Regions from separate parts of the Homo sapiens genome. Here region 1 is linked to region 2. Evidence: chromatin contacts called from ENCODE Hi-C or POLR2A ChIA-PET data. All regions are on one chromosome and are shown on one strand. Each heading gives the region's core, a stretch centred on a gene start or an enhancer-like site at or near the end of the contact. The rest is flanking DNA. Distances are from core to core; before and after follow the strand shown. Region 1 has its middle 3.3 kb from the start of MIR548H5. Region 2 holds the start of OR2A4 (olfactory receptor family 2 subfamily A member 4).

Evidence for each region. A loop is a pair of places that touch in the nucleus more often than their neighbours do. ChIA-PET counts read pairs that join two places held with the same protein, here RNA polymerase II (POLR2A). Pooled maps may share reads with other maps.
Region 1: a map of HepG2 shows a loop between it and region 2 (5-fold over the local background). The contact joins the enhancer-like site here to the promoter of OR2A4 in region 2. A Hi-C loop is called at or near these places in 10 of 168 maps with a recorded cell type or tissue (Calu3, HepG2, aorta and 3 more) and 15 of 50 pooled maps. POLR2A ChIA-PET finds 5 or more read pairs at or near these places in 2 of 52 experiments (A549 and WTC11).

Annotation. Positions count from the first base shown.
Region 1 is chr6:131,786,369-131,791,466 of GRCh38, forward strand. No RefSeq gene overlaps it. Among named protein-coding and RNA genes, the nearest start is that of MIR548H5, 3.3 kb to the right of the region's middle. Within about 2 kb of position 2,148, at least 4 of the 41 ENCODE cell types and tissues checked have a DNase peak (open chromatin) inside an H3K27ac peak, as active enhancers do.
Region 2 is chr6:131,697,676-131,703,273 of GRCh38, forward strand. It overlaps OR2A4 (olfactory receptor family 2 subfamily A member 4), which reads right to left and starts at 3,726. Exons shown (of 1, transcript NM_030908.2): 1 at 1,969-3,726. The coding sequence starts at 3,726. The coding sequence ends at 2,794. The region is part of intron 15 of ENPP3 (ectonucleotide pyrophosphatase/phosphodiesterase 3); the gene reads left to right. RefSeq lists enhancers at 2,826-3,411, 3,412-3,997.

The sequences.
Region 1 (5,098 bases), core at 898-3,397, 87 kb after region 2:
AATGTGGTACCTATCACTTGACTCTTGGGAGGAAGTGAACCCAGGCACCATGTTTTGAGGAAGCCCAAGCAGACACATAGAGAGACCACAAATAAGCATTGTGGCTGATAGCCCCAGCTCAGGTCTTAGGTAATAGCCTGTATCAACCAATGAGTGAGAAAGTCTTCAGATAATTCCATCCCCATCACCCCAGCCCTCAAGTATTCCCAGCTGAGGACTCCAGATATCGTGGAGTAGAGACAGCCTTACCTGCTGTGACACTTCTAAATTCCTGACCCACAGAACTTGTGAGCATAATACAATCATGTGCTGCTTAATGATGGGGATATTCAGAGAAATGGGTCTTTAGGTGATTTCATTGTTGTGCGAACATCATAGAGTGTACTTACACAAATCTAGATGGCACAACCTATTACACACCTAGGTGTGTACAAACCTATACAGCATGTTAGTGTACAGAATACTGTAGGCAACTGTAACATAATGGCAAATATTTGAGTATCCAAACTTAGAAAATGTACAGTGAAAACAGGGCATTATAATCTTCTAGGACAACTGTTGGATATGTGGTCCATCATCCACCAAAACACCATTATGTGGCATGCGACTATCTAATGGTTTTTCAGTTATGCCACTAATTTTGGGGTGGTTTGTTATGCAGCTGTGATGACTGGAACAGGTAGGAAAAAGATATTCAACAGATGGTTTTAGAAAAAATAGGTAGCTGTTTGTAAAATAAAACCCATATCTAGAATTAAAAATGACAAACAACTTAGAAGAAAGAATTTTAAGTATGACATAAAAACCTGAAACCAGAAAAGATCAATAAATGTGACTACATAAAAACAAAATATTGCATAGAAAAAATAAACACTTAGGAGCAAAAGTCATGAGTAAAATCAAAAGGCCTTGACTGTATGATGAGTCAATAAGTAAAAGCCCAGGAGCCTGGTAGAAAAATGAACAAACAAAAAGGAATGGCCAATTCCCAGAAGGGGGCAGAGCAAATCATTACATAAAGAATGTCAATCTTATTATCTGAGAAATACAAATAGACCCTTCAATGAGGTACCCTCTTTTCATCCATCAGATTGCAAAAATAAAACTTGAGCAGTATAACCATAGATTTAAAAGCACGAACCCTAAATTAAAAGCCTGCCTGCGTGACTAGTTGTGTCACCTTGGGCAAATGTATTAATCTCTATTTGCCTCAGTTTCCTCATCTATAAAGTGGTAATGAAATAATAGTACTTATCTCTTAGAGTTCTGTGAGGATTAAGTGACTTAATGTATATAAATCATTTAGAATAGCGCCTAGAAAGTAGTAGATACCAACATGTGGCTGCTATTATTGTCATCACTATATATTGAGAAGTTGTGGGGGTGGGACAGGATCTGTCATGCATTGCTTGTGGGAGAGTAAATCCATTCACCCTACGTAGAGGACTATTTGCAAGGATCTTTAGAGACTTAAAAAAGTGACCCAGCATTTTCACTTGTAAGTGTGAATCCTACAGATGTAGTCACACTGGGAAATACGGTATGTGCAAAGATATTCTCTGTAACATTCTTAGGAGTTACAAGATTGGAAACAACCTCATATCCAACTCTATACAAAGGGCATTGGTTTAAAATGTAGTTCATTGGTAAAATGGACTGTAACGAAAGGACTGGAAACCTTTTAGGTTTCTCATGAAAAGAGATGGTGATCCCTGCCTCAGGCAGAGGACTGATGGAGGCACAGCTCTCTAGGTGGTTCTGTTTTGTCAGCCCAAGTGAAGTAGTCCCAAGTGGAGACAATCTGCAATCACATAGCTCAGTGCCTAGCATATTTTAAATGTCCAATAAGTGGCAGCTGGTATGATCTTATTATTTATCATTATTTATTTTCTTGACATAATAGAGTCGCATGGCAACAAGGCTCTCTATGAGGCACCTGTGATTGTTTTTTTCAATGCCCGCTTGAATCATGATTAGCTTGAAGCCCAAATTTGCTCCGCAAAAGCAACTCCACCTCTCGCAGGGGCTGCCAGACTGGGCTGTCATCAGCAGCTGTTTCCCAGTGGGCCCTAGTCACAGCTTACTGCCAAAGAGCATACTTGAGTGAATCCTTAAAGTCCTTTTTGTCTCTGTGATTATTTCACTGTGTTTATAATACAGCAACTGCTGGAGAGCTGAGCTGCCCATTCATCTCTTGTGGCAGCCTTAACTCTGAGCTGAGGAGCTTACTGCTTCCTTGTGGACAGACTGATAACAGCCTCACATTGTGACCTACAGAGTTTCCATCCCCGTTTTCAAAGATACATAATAATTTACTAAAATAAAAACTTGCTGCCTTTTACAGTTTGTGATTCACAAGATTCAAATATCTCTATTCTGAAGAAAGTGTAAAAATAATCAAAATGCATCTTTATATTTCACTTTTTCCATTTGCACAGAACTTATTCCTATGAAATGTCTACACAAGTTCAACTTTTTATGTTTGAGGAGAAAAAACAAAAGACATTCATTTCCCTATTACAGCCCTCAATAGAATACTTGCTACTTACAGTATCTCAGAACTGAAGTTAAATCAAAACAAAAAATATCTTTACTGATTTCCTTCCTCAAAATCATTCTGTGTCTTGCTTTCTTTTCCAATCTCCTTTCAAATGTATAACTTTTAAAATTTGCTGCAACTTCCACTGTTTCAAAATATATATTTGAATTTATTTTCAAATGTATATGACTTAATTTACTGCTTCTCTCCCTAATTTTCAAATGCAAATACCCAAATCACTTTTCAAGTGTATATTTTCATTTATTAGCCCTTTGAAGTTGGTTTACTTATGAGTTCAAATGCCTTCCTCCTCTCTGATTTATAAAACTGTATCTGGCAGTGTTGAGGGACCTTGAATTATTCTCATCTATAAAAGGGAACCCATAAAATTGGTGGCTTAAGAACTGATGTATGAATAGTCTTCAGTTGGTGACTCATGGCCAATCTGTCTCATTTCCTCCTATATACACATTTTACACGACCACCAAAATTCATGTTTCAAAATTATCTAGGTCTGTGGTCTTATTTCCACTTCCTTTAGTTCTAAGCCCTACTTTTCACTCAAATCTTGGTTCAAGCATCACTTTCTCAGGGAACACTTCTTTGACCACATCCTACTCCTGCTACAGATTGGTTCAGCTACATACATCCAGTTATATGTTCTCCTTGCCCCTGGTCCTTTTTCACCAGAGTATTTATTACAACTTTTACAATTATAATTCTCTGCACTTCATTTGATTCATATCTATGTCTCTTCACTAGACTAAACTTGAGGAGCCTGATGTTCTCTTACTCTTGGGTACTGTGCCTAGAATAATGCTTGCCTCATTGTAAGAACTCTGTTAAATATTTGGTGAATAAATGAATTTTCTTAAAAAATCAATGAACAAAGAGGTGAAAAATAAATGAATGGCTAAAGTTCCCAGCACCATGGTTACCACATGGTGGCACTTAATAAAATGATAGCTATCATTATTGTTAGTTCCCATTCCTGATCAGATCAATTTGTTGAGTGTTCCAGTTTGTGGAAGATGTGATTATGCTTTCAGAAACTGGAAGTCGGCCGGGCACAGTGGCTCATGCCTGTAATCCTGGCACTTTGGGAGGCCAAGGCAGGTGGATGACCTGAGGTCAGGAGTTTGAGACCAGCCTGGCCAACCTAGTGAAACCCTGTCTTTACTAAAAATACAAAAATTAGCTGAGCATGGTGGCACATGCCTATAATCCCAGCTACTCAGGAGGCTGAGGCAGGAGAATTGCTTGAACCCAGGAGACAGAGGTTGCAGTGAGTGGAGATTGCGCCACTGCACTCCAGTACATATATACGTATATATACACATATATATGTACACATATACGTATATATACACATATATATGTACACATATATACGTATATATACACATATATATGTACACATATATACGTATATATACACATATATATGTACACATATATACGTATATATACACATATATATGTACACATATATACGTATATATACACATATATATGTACACATATATACACATATAGGTACACATATATATGTACACATACACATACACATATATGTACACACATATATGTACACATACACATATATGGACACATATATGTACACATACACATATATGGACACATATATGTACACATACACATATATGGACACACATATATGTACATGTACACATATATATGTACATGTACATATATATGTGTACATGTACACATATATGTATTTATACGTATATATATTTTTTTGCCTTGATTTTCTAAATCGATTTACTAAAAGAGTTAATTTTTAATGTTCATTTTTTTCCTAGTCAGGAAATACATTACCAATAGTAAACAAAGTTATTGAAACATTTTTCAATCTTCAAATTTCATTTTAATTTGAATATATTTTAATAAAATTATTGCAGTTTAAACACTTCGTTTCTTTTTTTTTTTTTTTTTTTGAGACAGAGTCTTGCTCTGTCACCCAGGCTGGAGTGCAGTGGCACCATCTTGGCTCACTGCAAGCCCTGCCTCCCGGTTTCACACCATTCTCCTGCCTCAGCCTCCCCAGCAGCTGGGACTACAGGCACCCGCCACCATGCCCAGCTAATTTTTTTGTACTTTTAGTAGAGATGGGGTTTCACTGTGTTAGCCAGGAAGGTCTCAATCTTCTGACCTCGTGATCCGCCTGCCTCGGCCTCCCATAGTGCTGGGATTACAGGCATGAGCCACTGCGTCCGGCTGCAGTTTAAACACTTTCTAAAGAAAAAGTATGAGAATCCAAATAGTATGGGAGATTTCTTTATATTTAATGTTTTTATGCTATAATAAAGTCAATCTTAATATTTGATCCTCAGTTTGTTGATAGCAAGTTCTCAGAATTACTTGATTTTAGATCTACATGGAAAATTTGCAACTTGTACGTAATTACCATTCCATTCATCTTACATTAATTTCTTAAAATGATTTTACTTATAGTTCAGAGACAATGAAGATATTTTTGGAGGCTGTTTTCTCCCATTGGAATAATTTTGTACATAGAATATTTACACATAGTAT
Region 2 (5,598 bases), core at 2,476-4,975:
GGGCAGTTCACAATAGGATTCACCCTCCTATGAGAATCTAATGCCACTGCTGATCTGACAGGAGGCGGAGCTCAGGTGGTAATGCTTACTGACCCACCACTCACCTCCTGTTGTGTGGCCTGGTTCCTAACAGGCCACAGACAGGTGTGGGTCCATGGCCCAGGGGTTGGGGACCCCTAGTCTAGTGTGAAACAGGGAAGCCTGTTAGAAAGGTATGTAGTGACCCATTCAGCCCCAAGGGAGCCCATGAAGCCATGGGGATGGTGAAACTATATAGTGCATCACCGGGAAGGTATTATGGTTAACTTAGAAGCCACAGTTTCTAGGATAGTCTTGCTTTTATCATATTCTGTCTGATGTTTGTTCTCATTAGAACATAGATTTTTATTTCCAGCAGTGTTAAATAAGATTAGGGGTATGTGTGTGGGTGTGTGTGTGTGCGTGTGTATGTGTTTTGAAGGGAAGATTCAGAAGTTCTGAAGGCAGGATGATCAATTTGGGAAATTGTTCAAGGGGCTTATTAGAACCTACCTGAAGGGAACGTTTTTCTAGGACACAAAACACCGGTGCAAATCCACTGTTGAAAATGTTCTCCAATGTCTATTGTGAAATGGAGAGATTTTGAGTTCAGCTCCTTTCGGGAGGGGAGGAAAGAATCCTCTCCAAGGCAGCTTCCTCTAGCAGTTTCCTGCCTCTTGTGGGATGAGAAGATTTGCTGTCTAAGATATTATCATATTTATTTGTATTTTGCTGAGTTCTTTTACTGGATGTAAGGCAGTCCAAATGTTATTTGGAAATCTCCTATCAATCAATCATGCAATTTAGATAGAAGTTAGTTCCATACAGTGTGATCTCTGACTTGCTAAGGTTTAGAATAAACTCAAAGGGCAATGTGGCACAGTTATTAAGGTTTGAGAGTATGCCCATCTGTGCTCTGACTCTACACATCCACTGCGAGAAGAAACATCCATATAACACCAAAAACACTATATGAAAATCTTGTTGCACAGTAGGCCACCCATCAATATTACAGCTTTTCTTTTTCTTTTGATGTTCCAGGTGACCTGCAGGAAATGTAGAAATCAGGAAACTGACATACAAAAGAAAAAGTTAGTAGCAAATGGAAACAACTTTATAAAAATATAATATGGTATATAGTATAAAAATTATACTACAGTATACTTTTTACTTTATAAAAAGTATACCATAAAATAGTTTTAAAACTATTTTTATACTATATAAATAGTATAAGCAGTATAAAATAGGCTGGGCAGGATGGCTCATGCCTGTAATCCTAGCACTTTGGGAGGCCGAGGCAGGTGAATCAACTGAGGTCAGGAGTTTGAGACCAGCCTGGCCAACACGGTGAAACCCTGTCTCTACTAAAAATACAAACCCTGTCTCTACTGAAAATTAGCTATGCGTGGTGGCACATGCCTGTAGTCCCAGCTACTTAGGAGGCTGAGGCAGGAGAATTGTTTCAACCCAGGAGGCAGAGGTTGCGGTGAGCCGAGATTGCACCACTGCACTCCAGCCTGGGCTATAGAGCAAGACTGTCTCAAAAAAAAAAAAAAAAAAAAAGGATAAAATAGTTTTAGGACATAGTTTTATATCTAACATGATATGACACTGAGTTATTGTGTAAAAAGTTATTTTAAAATATAAAAGTAAATTCTTTGAACTAAGACAATGAGAAATTAAATATAAATGTTTAAGACCAAACTTAAACCTAGAAAAAACATCATCTCAAAATGACATGTTTCCCATGGCATAAGAAGCTGCTACAACTTTTAAGTGTGTAGGTGGTGGATTTTGAAATCTTTCTAGATTTTTCTTTCTTGAGAAATCTGGGTTTATCTTGAAAACCCTGAATTAGAAAAATTAGATTGATTTCATTCAGCGGCAAACACAGGAAGATGTATACTGAATCATATTTCTTAAAAATCTCAAATTTAGAAGATTGTGAGGTTGAATGAGGTCATCTCCTGAAGCTTCTATAGCAGGAATGCCGATCCATGATGAAGGACAGGATTGCATTTATTTTCTTTAGATGATCTACCATTGAACAGTAGAGACAGGGTCCCTCACGGTCTGTATCCAAACAGAACCCGGATTTTTACAGACTGATCGAGGCATAATGCTCAGAACTACATCTCTTTAGAGGCTCACTTTGCAAGGAAAAAAGAAATCATTCTGCCCTAGAAGGGGGCTGTAGGAAGTATTCACAATGAGTCAATTAATATCAAGATCTCCTGTTCCAGGAAACTGTTACTAAGTATTACAAAGGAAATTTTATGTGCTCACATAAGTTTAGAAAACACTGGCTTAAAGCTGGTATAGAATTATTCTTTCCTAGAGAAATATTTACAGCATTCACTATGCTAATATGAATTGTGATCCCTAGACAGAGGCATCTGATGTGAAGTAAGTCTCAAACTTATTTGACTATAGAACTTATTTTTAAAGTCCTCTGAAGGGACCAGTGTTTTGAGGAAAACATTATGGGAGGTATGGGACTGGATCAAAAGCTAATGAGGATATTGTAAGGGGTATTGTCCTGGTGTGGAGTGGCTGCAGCACAACTTGAAGAGATCAATTTCTAGAATTTCATCCCACATCTGCTGAAATCAGTCATTTAAAGGTAGGGCAGGAGATAGCTCCATTTTAAATAAATGTCTCAGATAATTCTCATGTCCATTGAGGGCAGAGGTCCCACCAGTGCAGAGATGGGTTAAGAACCGCTCAATGATGTAACTTCCTAGGTCACTGTCAGTCACAATGCCATAATCCTTTTCATAAAGCCCTTTCTACTCCCAGCACTCTCTTCAAAGTATTCTTCACTTCTGAGTTCCTAAGACTACAGATAAGGGGATTGAGCATGGGATTAAAGAGGCTGTGAAACAGCAGGAGATATTTCTTCTGCTCCTTGGGGTTCCCATATCTGGGTCCAACATACATGATAATGGCTGTGCCATAAACGAGTCCAATCACACAGAGGTGGGAGAAGCAGGTGCGGAAGGCTTTCCTCTGAACTTCCCTTGATTGGATCTGAAGGATAGCACAGAGGATGCACATATATGAAACTACAATTGTGGACAAGGGTCCCACCAGCCCAGAAATTGCTCCGGCCAAGACCATGTTCTCATTGATGTGGGTATCTGCACAGGCAAGTTTGAGAACAGCCAAGATTTCACAAAAAAAGTGATAAATTTTCTGGGGCCTACAGAAGGGTAAAGGTAGAAGTAACACAAGATGAATCAAGGATAAAAGGACTCCAGTGGTCCAGGAAGTCACCGCGAGGGTGATGCAGACTCTCCAGGTCATGATGGCCAAATATCGGAGGGGGTGGCAGATGGCCACGTACAGATCATAGGACATCACCACCAGGAGGAGACATTCTGTGACAGCAAAAGTGGAAAACAGAAAGGTCTGCATCATGCGGCCCGCAAAGGAGATGGGCTTGGCTGGATGCAGGAGGTTCACCAGCATCCGGGGCACCGTGTTGCAGGCGTAGGCGATGTCGACGACCGCCAGGTGTGAGAGGAAGAAGTACATGGGGGCGTGCAGTCTGGAGTCCAGTGAGATGAGCCCCAGTATGGTCCCGTTCCCCAGCAGGGTGAAGACGTAGAACAGGGAGAAGAGCCCAAAGAGGAGCATCTGAATCCTTGGGCCAACGGGAAATCCCAGTAGGAGGAACTCTCTGATGGATGTTATATTGTCTCCCATATCCCTATGACAGAGGAAATCAAGTTAATGCTCATGGTTTAGGAGAAGTGTTTAAAAACAGATTCATTTTAACTTGTTCGGCACTCTTTGGTGAAGTAGAAAAGTGTTCAGACAGCTGCAGTGAGTTTTTGTGTTTTTAAATGAATGCTTCAAGACAATTTGGTAACGCTAAAATAAATGTTTAAAAAATATATGCAGGCCGGGTGCGGTAGCTCACGCCTGTAATCCCAGCACTTTGGGAGGCCGAGGCGGGCGGATTGCCTGAGCTCAGGAGTTCGAGACCAGCATTGACAACACGGTGAAACCCCATTTCTACTAAAAATACAAAAAATTAGCCCGGCGTGGCGGCGTGTACCTGTAGTCCCAGCTACTCGGGAGGCTGAGGCAGGAGAATTGCTTGATCCCAGGAGGCGGAGCTTGCAGTGAGCCGAGATCGCAACACTGCACTCCAGCCTGGGTGACAGAGCCAGACTCTGTCTCCAGAAAAAAAAAAAAAAGAAAAGAAAAAAAAAACGCGTGCACACGTATACATAGGTTTCTTTTTTATTACGTTAATTTTTTAATAAAGGCTAAAATTTAAAAATAAACATGTCACATATTAATATATCCTTTTGGTCTTTTTTTAAAAAAAATTTGGCTCAGGCCTTTCAGGGATGAATGTCACATGTCAATGTAGTACACAGTTTTTGTTTGATTCAGTGAGCTATCTCATATCCTTCAAATAAATTCTTCTTTTCCTTGGTCGTATTATTCAGAGTTTTTCTCTGTTATGTTTCAGAAACAATGAACACTAACTGATACACATGTCAAAGTCTTAAAACCACATTAAGTTTAATCTTAAAGTGGAAGGTTTAATTAAGGGCGGGCTATACTAAGGTTCGACATACCATCAGCCAAATACACCAGTGGTCATTCACCTCTTAAACTTTCCACTCTTGCACTGATCATCACCTCCACAGCATATATCTCACAAAATCTTTTCTTATCCAAGTGTAAAGACTTATTTTTTAGCCCAGAACATTATTTTTTGTTATTTACTTTCCCACAATGTTTAGATGAGCATTTATGTGAATGACTGAATAGATTTGCACTGTGTCATTATCTAAACACGAAAACAGGATCAGTAACTTTTGTTGGATTTGGGCTTACTATTGATAAACACTCTAGAATACACAGTTTTAAGCATTGTCTATGCAGGTGATTGGCAATAGTTCGATGAATTTATGAGGAATGCTGCAGAAAGAGTCTCTGAATTCTCTGATTGAACTCAGGCCTCCTTGATCCCACAATTAAAATGTTAGCATAAGCATGATATTGTCATTTTTGCTTAAATTTTATTCTCATTTTTTATGTAAAATTATATTGTCTTGGAGATAGGAAGGATGAGCAATAATCCTCCATTTAAATGTCCATAAAATTATAAATTTAATCCTGCAAAACCGACTAAAAAGTATTTCATTTGCATTGGATTTTTCCTACCACCATTCCAAGGATAAGTATTATGCTCATGTTGAAAAAATAAAATAATTTAGTTATTTATTGATTTCTTGTCATTTATTTCATGTTGTCCTGAGATTGGATCTAAACTTTGAGCTCCTAATCATTGCTCAGATTGTGTGGCCTCGTAAGATTGTGCGTAATAAGTAAACAAGCATCTGTACACTTGTTAACTTAATGAGCTTCTGTATGTGACACTTTAAGCCTTTTTAAAAATTAAGTGCTGGGCTATGCTTGGTGTCTCATGCCTGTAATCTAAGCACTTTGGGAGGCTGAGGAAGGAGGTTCGCTGGAACCCAGGCATTTGAAACCAGCCTGGGCAGCATAGAGACCTCATCTCTTTAAAAAAATTTTTAAAATAGTAATTATATGAAA